3 separate regions of the Homo sapiens genome follow, and regions 1 and 3 are each linked to region 2. The links are chromatin contacts, found by Hi-C in ENCODE. All regions are on one chromosome and are shown on one strand. The core of a region is the stretch at or near the end of the contact, and the rest is flanking DNA. Distances in the headings are between cores, read along the strand shown. Region 1 holds the start of CDK2AP2 (cyclin dependent kinase 2 associated protein 2). Region 2 holds the start of CHKA (choline kinase alpha). Region 3 holds the start of MRPL21 (mitochondrial ribosomal protein L21).

The links. Hi-C counts contacts between places; a loop is a spot of excess contacts on that map. Pooled maps may share reads with other maps.
Region 1: a loop to region 2 is called in a map with no recorded cell type, with 19 times the contacts of the local background. The contact joins the promoter of CDK2AP2 here to the promoter of CHKA in region 2. A Hi-C loop is called at or near these places in 2 of 37 single-sample maps with no recorded cell type and 9 of 50 pooled maps.
Region 3: a loop to region 2 is called in a pooled map, with 6 times the contacts of the local background. The contact joins the promoter of MRPL21 here to the promoter of CHKA in region 2. A Hi-C loop is called at or near these places in 5 of 50 pooled maps.

The regions. Positions count from the first base shown.
Region 1 is chr11:67,506,145-67,510,015 of GRCh38, forward strand. CDK2AP2 (cyclin dependent kinase 2 associated protein 2) reads right to left here and starts at 2,018. Exons shown (of 4, transcript NM_005851.5): 1 at 1,857-2,018; 2 at 1,448-1,545; 3 at 1,221-1,353; 4 at 353-868. The coding sequence starts at 1,938. The coding sequence ends at 801. It also overlaps a transcript of PITPNM1 not described here. RefSeq lists silencers at 1,891-1,990, 2,301-2,550.
Region 2 is chr11:68,119,725-68,123,955 of GRCh38, forward strand. It overlaps CHKA (choline kinase alpha), which reads right to left and starts at 1,664. Exons shown (of 12, transcript NM_001277.3): 1 at 1,104-1,664. The coding sequence starts at 1,453. It overlaps CHKA-DT (CHKA divergent transcript), which reads left to right and starts at 2,164. Exons shown (of 4, transcript NR_183630.1): 1 at 2,164-2,479. RefSeq lists enhancers at 389-518, 659-788, 1,637-2,402, 2,403-3,169 and silencers at 939-1,068, 1,639-2,068, 2,419-2,518.
Region 3 is chr11:68,901,978-68,905,810 of GRCh38, forward strand. It overlaps MRPL21 (mitochondrial ribosomal protein L21), which reads right to left and starts at 1,855. Exons shown (of 7, transcript NM_181514.2): 1 at 1,746-1,855. The coding sequence starts at 1,833. It overlaps IGHMBP2 (immunoglobulin mu DNA binding protein 2), which reads left to right and starts at 1,914. Exons shown (of 15, transcript NM_002180.3): 1 at 1,914-2,061. The coding sequence starts at 1,976. RefSeq lists enhancers at 1,728-2,455, 1,887-2,006, 2,337-2,396.

The sequences.
Region 1 (3,871 bases), core at 768-3,267, 610 kb before region 2:
GGGCATTAGGGCGTGTGAGGGAGTGGCTTACGTGAACTGGCATTTCCATGCTGCCAGGCATCACCGCCAATCCAGAGGAAGCGCCCTCCAGGCCCAGGCTGCCCACAGCGCCAAGGGCTGTGGAAGCAGCCAGGCCCTGTGCTGCCCCCTGGTGGCACCACAGGAAGGCCCAGGGCTCTCAGCGCCACGGCTGGGGCGGAGAGGGCCCAGGTCCCACCAAAGGCTGATGGCCTACAGAGGCAAGTCAAACCTCATTTAATCACACCCTCCCCATCCATAGTCTCCTCTTCCCCTGTCTCTGCCTGGCCCACCCAGGCTTAGCTGAAGAACCAGACCCAGAAAGGCTCAGAGCTGAGAGCACAACTCCAAATCATCTTTTATTAATATAAAAAGGGCATATTTAGCAAAAGACACACAGATAAAAGAGTCACTATGGCTCAGGACACAAGGCAGGGAGGTGCCAGGCCTGTGCCCCTGCTGGGGGAGAAGGAGGCTCGGGACAAAGTGGGAGAAGTGCTGGGAAGGGCTGAGCGGTAGGGGCCACAAAAGTTCCGGTGGGCAACACTGTCGGCAGGTCATGGGTGGGACTCATGGGGACCTCGCTGCTAACTCTTGTTGTGGGGGGGTGTCCTTAGTGCTGCCACCTGGAGGGCCACTCCTTGGTTCCTGGAGGGGACCCACCAAGGGACACAGGACAGGAAGCCCAGGATGGTTAGTGCAACTCGGGATGAAGGCCAGGGAGAAGCGGGTGCTCTGCAGTGGCCGGATAGGTCCAGACGCTGAGGCCGAGGCGCTTCCTGTTACGTGCGGGCGTTCCGCTCTGTCTCTGCCAGGCACTCTCTGACTAGGGCCCGGGCATGGATGATACCTGGGGGTGGGGTGGGGTCTCAGCAACCCTCCACAGCCCCACCCACTGCCCTCCAGAGGAGGACCCCTGCCTCCCCACTCCCTTTCCACTTTCGGCAAAAGAAATTCAAATCTAATGACGGCTAGATGAAATTAGAGGTTTGGTTAATCCTCAAGGTTGCCCTGTTGAAATACAAATTCCCATGCTCTTCCCTGGAAATGGACTCAATTTCAATTCGATTCAAAACACCTCTCTGGTAGTAATACTGGACATCCTCTAGGCTTGGCTCAGGTGGCCTCCAGATGTCCTTCCTTCCCTCATGAAGGATAGTCCAGTGTCGGTTTCCTGAGCAGGGCGGCCTGGCCTCACTTACCTCTCTTCAGGCGCTCCATGGCGCTCTTGCTGCCAGCATAGGTAGGCCGGATCTCTTTGCCCATCTCCTCTATGACTGACAGCAGGTCCGTGTAGGTGCTCTGGGAGCCCTGGGCGCCGGGTGGCTTCATCGCCTATGTCAAAAGAGAACAGGGCAGTGAGCTCAGGCACCTGGCGGGGAGGGGGACTCCAGTCCGCATCCATAAGCAAGGCTTTGGCCCCACTCACCTGCACGTAGCCCATGGAAGGCGGTCCAAAGTCGTTAAACAGCGGTCTGAAAGGAGCGCCGGCTCCTGGCACTGAGCCCGACGGCGACGGGACGCTTCCTGCAGCAACAGGCGCGAGTAAGAGGTCAGCGCGGGGCAGGGACGCCGCCTCCCAGCTTTTCCAAGCCCAGGACCGGGTTCGCCCGATTCCCTCCAAAGGATGCTTCATTCCATGCTGATCAACTTCAGGGACAAATCCCTCCCACTGCGCTCCACCTACAAGCCCTTACGTGACCACGCCCACTTCACAGGCCAGCAAACTGAGGCTCAGCGAGGGTAGGCGGCAGGCCCAGTATTGCAGAACTCAGGCCGTCTTCTCTTCGAGACCTCGACCGCCCGGCAGGCGAGCAGGGGTGGAGCTGGATCCTCACCTGTAGGGACCGGGGTGCCCGGCCCAGGGGTGCTGGAGCCAGGGGTGCTGCTGGGAGCAGGGGCGATGGGTTTGTAGGACATCCCCAACTCCTGGGCGCGGCGGACGCCAGCCGGCCGCTCCTCGGGGGTTGGCTGCGGGGCCGCTCAGCCGCGCTCTGATTGGCAAGCGGGCTGCACGCCCCTGGTAAATAGAGGTCTGGCCGGAAGGGCGAGCGGGCACGAATGCTCCCTCACTCCCGATTGGTGCGCGAAGATGTCACTCGAGCCTCCTTATTGGCCGAGACCTGCCCCAGCAGGTCGCAACCGCCGCCGATTGGCCTCCGCCTTCCGGACCTCGCACCTGTCTGCTCCGGATTGGGCGGTGGCCACCGCCCTCCGCAATTGGCGAGTTCGCGGCCCGGGCCGGCGCGCTCTCAATCCGATTAGTCCCCAGGCCCTAGAGGCGGGGCCTTGGGAACCGGGACCCGGGGCTGGGCTGCCGGTTCGCGCCGAGGGGTCTTCCCGGGCGCGGGCGCTACCCTCGCGCCTCACTCGCGCTGCTTCAGACGTCTGCTCCGCTCTGCCCAGTTTCGGCCCAGCAGGGGTTGCTGTCGCAGCTGCCGTCGCCGCTGCCACCGGTGCCTTGCGCGCTTCTCCGCTCTGGGGGCCGAAGGACGCAGGGCTTTGACGTCCCGAGCCCTGCGCCCCACCCCGTGCGCTTTTACGTCACCTTTCACCGGTTCAACACCCGCTCCCCGATCTGCGCATGCGCCCGCCCGAGGCCTGCGTTTGTTCCCATGGCAACAGGCCCCTCATGGATGCCGCCACGTACCGTTCTTCCTGCGGCTTGGCTCGTCCTCAGGTCTAAGGGCGACCTCAAAGACCCCTTTACCCGCACCCCCAAGGCCCCGCGCTGCTGCCTAAGTTAGTGACAATGGCCGTAGGGCAAACCTTCGGGATTACTTGCGTGCCGGGCCCCGGACCAAACTGGTCAAGAGCACCGACTGGAGCCAACCGTCTGGGTTCAAATCTCAGCACCACCCCCACTAGCGATTTCCCCCAGGCAAGTTTCTCACCTCAGTATGCCTCAGTTTCCCCATCCGTAAAATGGGGAAAATGACGATCTCATTGGGTTGTGTGGATTAAATGAATAGTCATAAAGTGCTTGTTGTTTCATTCTCCGCCTTCCTGTCCCACAGGGCCCCCATACCTTTCCACTCCACCACTCAGACCCCTCCCCTCAAGTCTCACTCCCCACAGAGTTAGACCTCAGACCCTCCTCCACTCCCTAACCCTTTCTCCCAGGCTCCTTCTCCAAACTCAAACTTCTCTGGCCTTGTGTATCTTCATGCTCCCAGCTTTGTAGATCTTCATCTCTAGGACAGTCATTCATTCATTCATTCATTCATTCATCCAACAAGCATGTTCTGGCTGAGCGCGGTGGCTCACGCCTGTAATCCCAGCACTTTGGGAGGCCGAGGCGGGCGGATCACGAGGTCAGGAGTTCGAGACTAGCCTGGCCAACATGGTGAAACCCCCATCTCTACTAAAAATACAAAAATTAGCGGTGTGGTGGCGGGCGCCTGTAATCCCAGCTACTTGGGAGGCTGAGGCAGGAGAATCGTTTGAACAGAGGTTGCAGTGAGCCGAGATCGTGCCATTGCACTCCAGCCTGAGCGACAGGGCAAGACTCGGTCTCAAACCCCCCCCCCAAAAAAAACACACAAAAACCATGTTCTGACTCCCTCCTCCGTCCCATGCCTTGTGCTGAACGCTGAGGTTACAGAAATGAACAGGCCATGGCCTCTGTACTCAAGGAGGCCTTATACTCTGAGACAGGGAAGCAACGTCTTCTTTACATTGCAGTAAGTCAATGGCCACAAGGGATAACGGGACAGGATGCATTGGAACTTAGAGGAAGGGCCTGCCGGGTGGCATCACAGAAATCTCTACAGACTAGGTGGCATTTGAGTAGGTGGGGGTGGAAGCGGAGACCGAGGGGACACTCCAGGTAGAGGGACTGTCATGTGCAAAA
Region 2 (4,231 bases), core at 414-2,913:
CCCAAAGTGCTGGGATTACAGGCGTGAGCCACTGCGCCCGGCCCGGGAACACATCTTTAAAGGTCTCAATAGAAGGATGCACACACTACGTTGAATGGTTATGTCTTCGGAGCAGAGTGGTGAAAGAAGGTCAGACTTCTGTTAAGTCTGAATACCTACACGCGTACTTCTGTAATTCAAATTTAAGATTAAATATTTTCAAGTTTAAAAAAAGGAAAAAATGGCCGAGCGCGGTGGCTCATGCCTGTAATCCCAACATTTTGGGAGGTCGAAGCGGGTGGATCACCTGAGGTCGGGAGTTCAAGATCAGCCTAACGAACATGGAGAAACCTTGTCTCTACTAAAAATACAAAATTAGCCGGGCGTGGTGGCGTGTGTCTGTAATCCCAGCTACTCGGGAGGCTGAGGCAAGGAGAATCGCTTGAACACGGGAGGCCGTGGTTGCAGTGAGCCGAGGTCGCGCCACTGCACTCCAGCCTGGGGACCAAGAGCGAAACTCCGTCTCAAAAAAAAAAAAAAAAGGAAAAAACATTTCTACCTTACTCTTATTTTAGGAGCCACGCCTCCCACCTTTGTCTAGTAACACAGCTATAGTGATGTCTCTTAGGGGATGAGAAAATGCTACTCCTCCACTAACAATGACTCTTGGAGAGGGAACAAGACATCAAATCGCGAACTCGAAAAACTAACAGAAAAAAGTTAAAAAGTGGTTTGTGTTTTTAAAGCCAGCCACAACACCTTCATTCAAGGCCCTAAACCGCAGAGACTTTCTAGACCTATCTTAAGCGTCAGTACCACACGCACTTCGTGATGGAACGGTATTGTTCTCCTAGAACAGACCCGTTTTCTCATGAAACCGACGTTTTTACAAAAGCCTGTTTGTGGACGGCCTGCGGCGGCCGCGAACCCGCTTCCCTTGGATTACCCAGGGCTGGGAGAAGGAGGGCTTTCGCCGGCTGCGGTCCCCGGTCCCCGGCCTCCGCCCCGGCCCCGGCTCCCCCGGCCCCCGACCCCCCCGGCCCACGCCCCCTGCCCGGACCCCGCCCCGGCCCCGCCCCGCGTCACCTGACTGTCCCGCGGCCCCCAGACCCGGCGCCACCGACCTGATGACACTGATGTGGAACTCGTCCTCGCGGAGGCCCCGCCAGGCGCCGGGCAGGAACTCCTTGCACCACAGATAGGCCCTGCGCCGCGTCCGGGGCTCCGGCTGCTCGTCTGCGGGCGGCTGCGGCGGCGGGGGCTGGGGCAGCGGCAGCGGCAGCGGCAGCGGCGGCGGAGGGGGCAGCGCGAGCGGCGGCTGTTGGCCGCCCAGCTGCTTGGACTCGAGGTCGCTGGCGGCGTCGCGCTGCTGCCCCACGCCGGGCGCCGGGGCCGCGCTGCCGCTACCGCAGCTCAGCAGCAGCCCGAGCGGCGAGGGCTCCGCCTCGCCCCCGGTGCAGAATTTGGTTTTCATGCCCGACAGGCGGCCGAGGAGGCGCGGGCGGCCGCAGCGCGAGAGGACTAGGCTCAGAGTCCGGCCGGGCGCCCCCTCGCCGCTCTCTCACTGGCAGGCCGGCGGGGCAGGGGGCCGCGGCGGTTGGGCGCGCGGGGCGGCGGCGGCGGCTGCGGCGACTGCGGCGACTGTGGAGCGGGGATGTGCTGCTGGCCGCTGCACTCGCTCCTCTGCCGCCGCCGCACGAGGAGCGCCGGCCGCGTCACAGCCCGCCCTCGCGCTCGCCACTGATTGGCCGCCGTCCGCCGGCCCGGCGCATCATAACCGCCGCCGCCCTCGCCACACCGCCTCCCCATTGGCTGCGGCGCCGCCCCCAACCCAGAGCGCTGCGGCCTCCGTGAGCGGGGCCTGGGCGAAGGGGGCGGGGCGTCGAGGGGGCGCCCCGGCGGTCGCAGGGAAGGGGGAGAGGGGAGCGAGGCGCGGGGGGCGCCGGGAGAGCGCCTCCGCGGTGGGACGGAGCCGGACTGGGCCGAGCGAGGGAGGCTCCTGAGCCTCGGAGGACCCCGGGGTTGGCTTTGGGAGCTGAAAGTTTCCTTGGACCCCTCGGAAGCCCCGTGACATCAGAGGCCGGGCCTGGCAGGGGCAGGCAGGAAACGTGTCTGGAGGCTACTGCCCTCTCCGCGTGACCTTGGGCGAGCAGCCTCCTCCTGGGGCTCAGTGGGTGTGATTTTGTAACATTTCCCAGCGCTGCCACAGGCGCGTCTCGCCCTGTCCAACGCGGAGCCCGAAGAATTACTAAGAAACCGAGGTCTGAAGGAGGGAAGAGGTGACGGGCTCGAGGCCACACGGTGGGCCAGGCTGGGCCCGGCTGCACGCCGGCTACCGGGGCCCAGCCCTCTGCACGCCTCCCGCAGCCTCAGTTTCCCTGTCCGTGGTACTGAGGATGCTCGGGCCTAGAAGTTCAGGGCTGGAGGCCCAGGGACCGTCGAGGGAGGGGCATCATCCCCGCCATGGGGCCGCCGCAACTGCCCAGAGCACAGGCCAAAGGTGCGTGCCACGGGGCTACTGGCGTTGTGGACGCTGCCCCTGCCTCCCCATCCCCCGCAGGAAACAGCCTTGTGACCGTGACTAACGCACCTTTGCCGGGGTAGAGGGGCAAGGGCCCCTGCTACCGTTTGCCACACACTGCCCCATGTCCCTCACTGCTCCCGTCCTTCCTAGAAGTGAGGTGCTGATACATATAAAAATTATGGATCCCATTTTATGGGACATGAGCTGAAACAGGAGGTTTCCTGGGCTGCCAGGGGCTTAGGAAATCCAGTGCCTGATACACAGGAAATGCTTCTATGTGGGGAGTTCACAGTCTTCCAGAAGCAAAAATGTTTTTTGGTTTTTTTTTTGAGACGGAGTCTTGCTCAGTCGCCCAGGCTGGAGTGCAGTGGCACGATCTCGGCTCACTGCAACCTCCGCCTCCCGGGTTCACGCCATTCTGCTGCCTCAGCCTCCCGAGTAGCTAGGACTACAGACGCCCGCCACGACGCCTGGCTAATTTTTTTTTTTTTTTTTTTTTTTTTTTTGTATTTTTAGTAGAGACGGGGTTTCATCGTGTTAGCCAGGATGGTCTCGATCTCCTGACCTCGTGATCCGCCCGCCTCGGCCTCCCAAAGTGCTGGGATTACAGGAGTGAGCCACCGCGCCCGGCCGCAAAAATCTTTTAGAGTGTGTACTTGGCTGAACTTGCTCCACGCAAAATGGTCTTATTTAAGGATAAAAATGAAAGGGGACTTTTGTAAGGCTGCTGTGGCGACAGGCCTGGAAGTTGACCTGCAGGGAGGTAGGAGAGACCAAGGCCCCTGGGACGGAGGCCGGCCACTGGATGTTTGAAAGGCTGAGAAGCCAAGGGCTTCAATCTGGGGAGGCCGTTTGGATAAAGGAGCCAAGGACTTTCTCTAAAAATACCGGCTCACAGGGAGGTGGGGCCATGCCAATGGCCTGCCCAGGTGACAAGCCCTTTGTCCCACTGTCCCCTGGCACCAGTCTGGTAATCTCAAAGGAATGCCAGAAATCTGGCCAGGAGGAAGGGACACTAAAGTAAGGAGTGGCCCTCTATAATTTGAAATAACTCTTTCTGGCATCTGCTGGCTTTTGTTAGGAAAAGCCTCAGACATTTTTATGGGATCACAGTTCCCTGTGGGAGGAAGAGGTTGCCTCAAGGCCAGGCATGGTGGCTTATGGCTGTAATCCCAGCACTTTGGGAGGCCAAGGCAGGAGGATCACTTGAGCCAGGAGTTTGAGACCAGCCTGGCCAACATAACAAGACTCTGTCTCGCCGGGCGAGGTGGCTCATGCCTGTAACCCCAGCACTTTGGGAGGCCGAGGTGGGCGGATCACAAGGTCAGGAGTTCGAGACCATTCCGGCTAACACGGTGAAACCCCATCTCTACTAAAAATACAAAAAAAATTAGCCGGGCGTAGGTGGTGCATGCCTGTAGTCCCAGCTACTCGGGAGGCTGAGGCAGGAGAATGGCATAAAACCCAGGAAGCGGAGGTTGCAGTGAGCCGAGATCGCGCCACTGCACTACAGACTGGGAGACAGAGCGAGACTCCGTCTCAAAAAAAAAAAAAGACTGTCTCAAAAATTAAAAATGAAAAAAAAAATTAACAGAGCATTGTGTCTTACACTTGTCCGACTACTTGGGAGGCTCAGCCAGGAGCATCACTTGAGCCTGGGAGGTCAAGGCACCCACTGCACTCCAGCCTGAGTGACAGAGTGAGACCGTATTTGCTGAATGAATGAAT
Region 3 (3,833 bases), core at 605-3,104, 780 kb after region 2:
ATCCATCCCACTATTAAAAACTTAGCAGGCTTCTGTACCTAATTTGCTTCTAGCTTTGTTTTTGGGTCCCCAGGGAACAAACAGTCTCCTTCCTCTCCCACAGGATTTCCTTTAGGTAGTCCTAGAGACTGTGACTGTGTACTTCCATCACGTCTCCTTTGCTCACTCTTCAAGGCCCCAGCTGCTCACTGTTTTGGTCACCTTGTCTCTACTCGCTTCACTGTGTGTCTTTCTCTCCTAATGCGTGAGTCTGTACTTGAACATAGCATTGGAGGGGTGGTTTCATGTAGGTAGGTAGAATGGAGTAAGTCCCACTGCTTTTGTAAAAACTTTCCTGCCTACTTAAACCTAAGTTTTATTATGGAAAATGTCAAGCATACAAAAGTAAAGAGAACAGAATAGTGAACTCTCTCAATTATCCCTTTCCAGGTTCAACAGTTACCAACTCATGGCCAATTTTGGCATCTACATTGCCTCTGGCCCAACTCTGTGATTATTATTAATTTCTTAATAGACTTTATTTTTTAGCACAGTTTTAGTTTCACACCAAAATTGAGTGGAAGGTACAGAGAGTTCCCATATGTCCCCTGTCCATGTGCCCACAGCTTCCTATCAACATCCCTCACCAGAGTGGTACAATCTTTACAATTGATGAACCTACATTGACACATCATTGTTATCCAAAGTCCATAGTCTACATTAGGGGTTCACCCTTGGTAGTGTACATTCTATGGATTTGGACAAACTTATAATGACATGTATCTACCATTATATCATACAGAATAGTTTCACTGCCCTAAAAATCCTCTGAGCTCCACCTATTTATCCTTTTCTCCCCCAATCCTCTTACCCCCCATGTAACTTTTTACTGTCTCCTTAGATTTGCCTTTTCCAGAATGTCATAGTGGGAAACATACAAGATGTCCCCTTTTCAGGTTGGCTTCTTTTACTTAGTAACATGTATGTAAGTTTCCTCCATGTCTCTTCATGACTCATTTCTTTTTATTGCTGCATAATATTCTACTGTATGGATGTCCTACAGTTTATGTAACCATTCATCTCCTGAAGGACATCTGGGTTGCTTCCAAGTTTTGGGAATTATGGTACTATTCTTTTAATATCGTCCAATATAGAGTTAGATCCAGTTTTCCATTTTTGGGGGTCATGGTGAGACATGAAACCCAGGTTTAAAACATACATAAACACTCATGCACACAAATACACACTCCAACCATTTTCAAGCAGAGATTTATAGAGTTTTTAACGGACATAACCTTTTTGGAGCCTCGTATCAGCCCAGCGCCTTAAATACGGCTGTTTCTTTTGCAGAATGAGTTCAGATTAGGCGAGGATATCCATCACCATTTTTCAGACCAGCTCGCAGCCTGGGGGCAGTGGTTCAAGCACAGGCTTTGGAGCCGAAATGACTGCGCCTGAAGTACTCTTCTTCCACTTCCCCGCTGTGTGACCCTGGGCACGTTACCTAGCTCCTCTGAGCCTCACTCTTCTCCCCCATAACATAGGGCCTATACCAAAGTTCAAGGGCTATTGTCAGTATTCAGGCTACTAACTGAAGGAATCAAAATCTGAACCTGGGTTCCCCCGACTCCAAAACCCGTGCTATATTCACCACAAATGCGATCAACACACAAGGCACCAGGTCGGACCCAGGCACATACGTGGCGAGACCGCAGGGAGCAGCGCTCGCTCTGCGTCCTCCCTTCCTCCCATATCCCAGGTCTCACCTGCTCCGGGCCCCGAAGGTCTCAGGATGCTGTGGCTGCACGCGGACGCCAGCCGCCCTAAGGTGACCGTCAGGGAAGATGCTGCCATGGCCGCAGCCTCGGCCGGAAACGGAAACGACGCGAACCGCGTGCGTAACGCACGGGCCCGGCGGGGAACACCGGTCCGCTGTAACACCGGCCCGGCGCAGAAGCGGGACGTCGGCTTCTAGGGGCCCAGGCCGGCGGCGGCGATGGCCTCGGCAGCTGTGGAGAGCTTCGTGACCAAGCAACTGGACCTGCTGGAGCTTGAGAGAGACGCGGAGGTGGAGGAGCGCAGGTACGGGAGGCCGCCGGCGCCGCTCCCTCGCGGTCGGTCCCGCCGTGTCCCGGGCAGAGTCTCCGAGGGGCTCGGCCTCATAGTCTGGGGCGGGAATTTCGTCTCCGACCCTTCGAGTCAGGGGCAGGGATCGTCCGTCCCCTGCTTGGCCACCTCCCGAGTTGTCAGTCTCATCACTTCCTGGGCAGCGCGTTCCGTTTGGGGACCCTTAAGAAGCACTTTGATTTCCCGACCCGAGACCCCCCACTAAGCTTACACTCCTGGGCCCTGGCCCCGACCCCAGTTCCACCCGCAGCGAGTTAGCAGCCCTTTCCCTTATTCATTCAGTAAACATGGTTTGCGCCCATTCTCAGTCAGGCCCCGGCAGCATGAGTCAGGTGCACTGGCTGCCCCCGATCCGGCCAGCGGCGGGCTGGGCATAAGCAGAGAGTCCCTTCCCCTCCAGTGCGTCCAGGGCCGGCTGCGTGCGTGTCGCGGGGAAAGAGCCTGGAGGAGGAAGGCCCTTCCCTGGGGAGGGTCATGGTGGCTTCAAGGAGGGAGTGGTGCCTGAAGGAAAATTGGAGTTAAGCTGGTGGGTGCGGAGTAGGGTGGGGAGCCGTCCTGAGAGGTGTGGGGAGCCATGTGAGAGCCGGGCTTGTTTCCGAATGGGACTATTTACTTGTCCAAAACAATCAGAGCTAACACTTACGTACTTTCCATGCGTTAATTCTTTTACACCTCATCCCATGCCAACCCTACAGTGTAAGTTTCTTTTTTTTCTTTTTCTTTTTTTTTTTTTTAGACAGAGTCTCTCTCTGTCGCCCAGGCTGGAGTGCAGTGGCACGATCTCGGCTTACTGCAGCTTCCATCTCCCGGGTTCAAGCGATTCTCCTGCCTCAGCCTCCTGAGTGGCTGGGACTACAGGCGCGCCACCACGTCCTGCTAATTTTTTGTATTTTTAGTAGAGACAGGGTTTCACCATGTTGGCCAGGATGGTCTCGATCTCCTGACCTCGTGGTCTGCCCGCCTTGGCCTCCCAAAGTGTTGGGATTACAGGCGTGAGCCACCGTGCCCGGCCGCAGTGTAGGTTTCTGTTACTGTCATTTTCCGTCTAAGGAGATGGAGACAGAGAGGGGTTAAGTAACTTGCCCCGGGGTGACACAGTGTAGCCCGATTTGCTGTCAGGCAGTCTGCTTCCAGAGTTTGCAGTCAGCCATATGTGGGTAGGATTTGTCTGAGATGCTTTTGATCATGGCAATGGAGAGCTTTTGCAGTTATGTTGAGTTTCTTAGAATCCCAGCTGTTTCATTTATGGCTGTGTGACTTTGCAGGTTCTGTCTCTGAGCCTTACTTACTTCATCTGTAAAACTGGGATGATTCCCACCTCACAGGCTTGCTCTGAGAATGAAACGATCCCCTGTCAGTCAGGTGCTCAGCGTGGTGCCAAGGACAGAGTCAGCCCCCATGGCAGTGGCTCTTTCTGAGGATGCTGAGCAGACTGGCAGGGCGAGCCTGGGAAGGGCCTGGCTAAGGAGCTAGTCTTCTGTTCTGTGTATGAAGGATGGGCCATCAGCGGGGTTAAGCAGGTGAGGGAGGCGAATAGCTTTGCATTTTAGGAGGATTTCTTGGGTCTCCTGCTTTTGATTGGACGTGGAGAGGCCAGAGGTAAGGTAGTTGAGAGGCTCTGTTTAGTCCAGGTGAGCAGTGATGTGGATTTGAACCGGGGCTGTGGCAGCCAGGATGAGAGGCAGAGAAGTCCAGGTAGAAATGGGAGGGGCCTGATAGGACTTAGT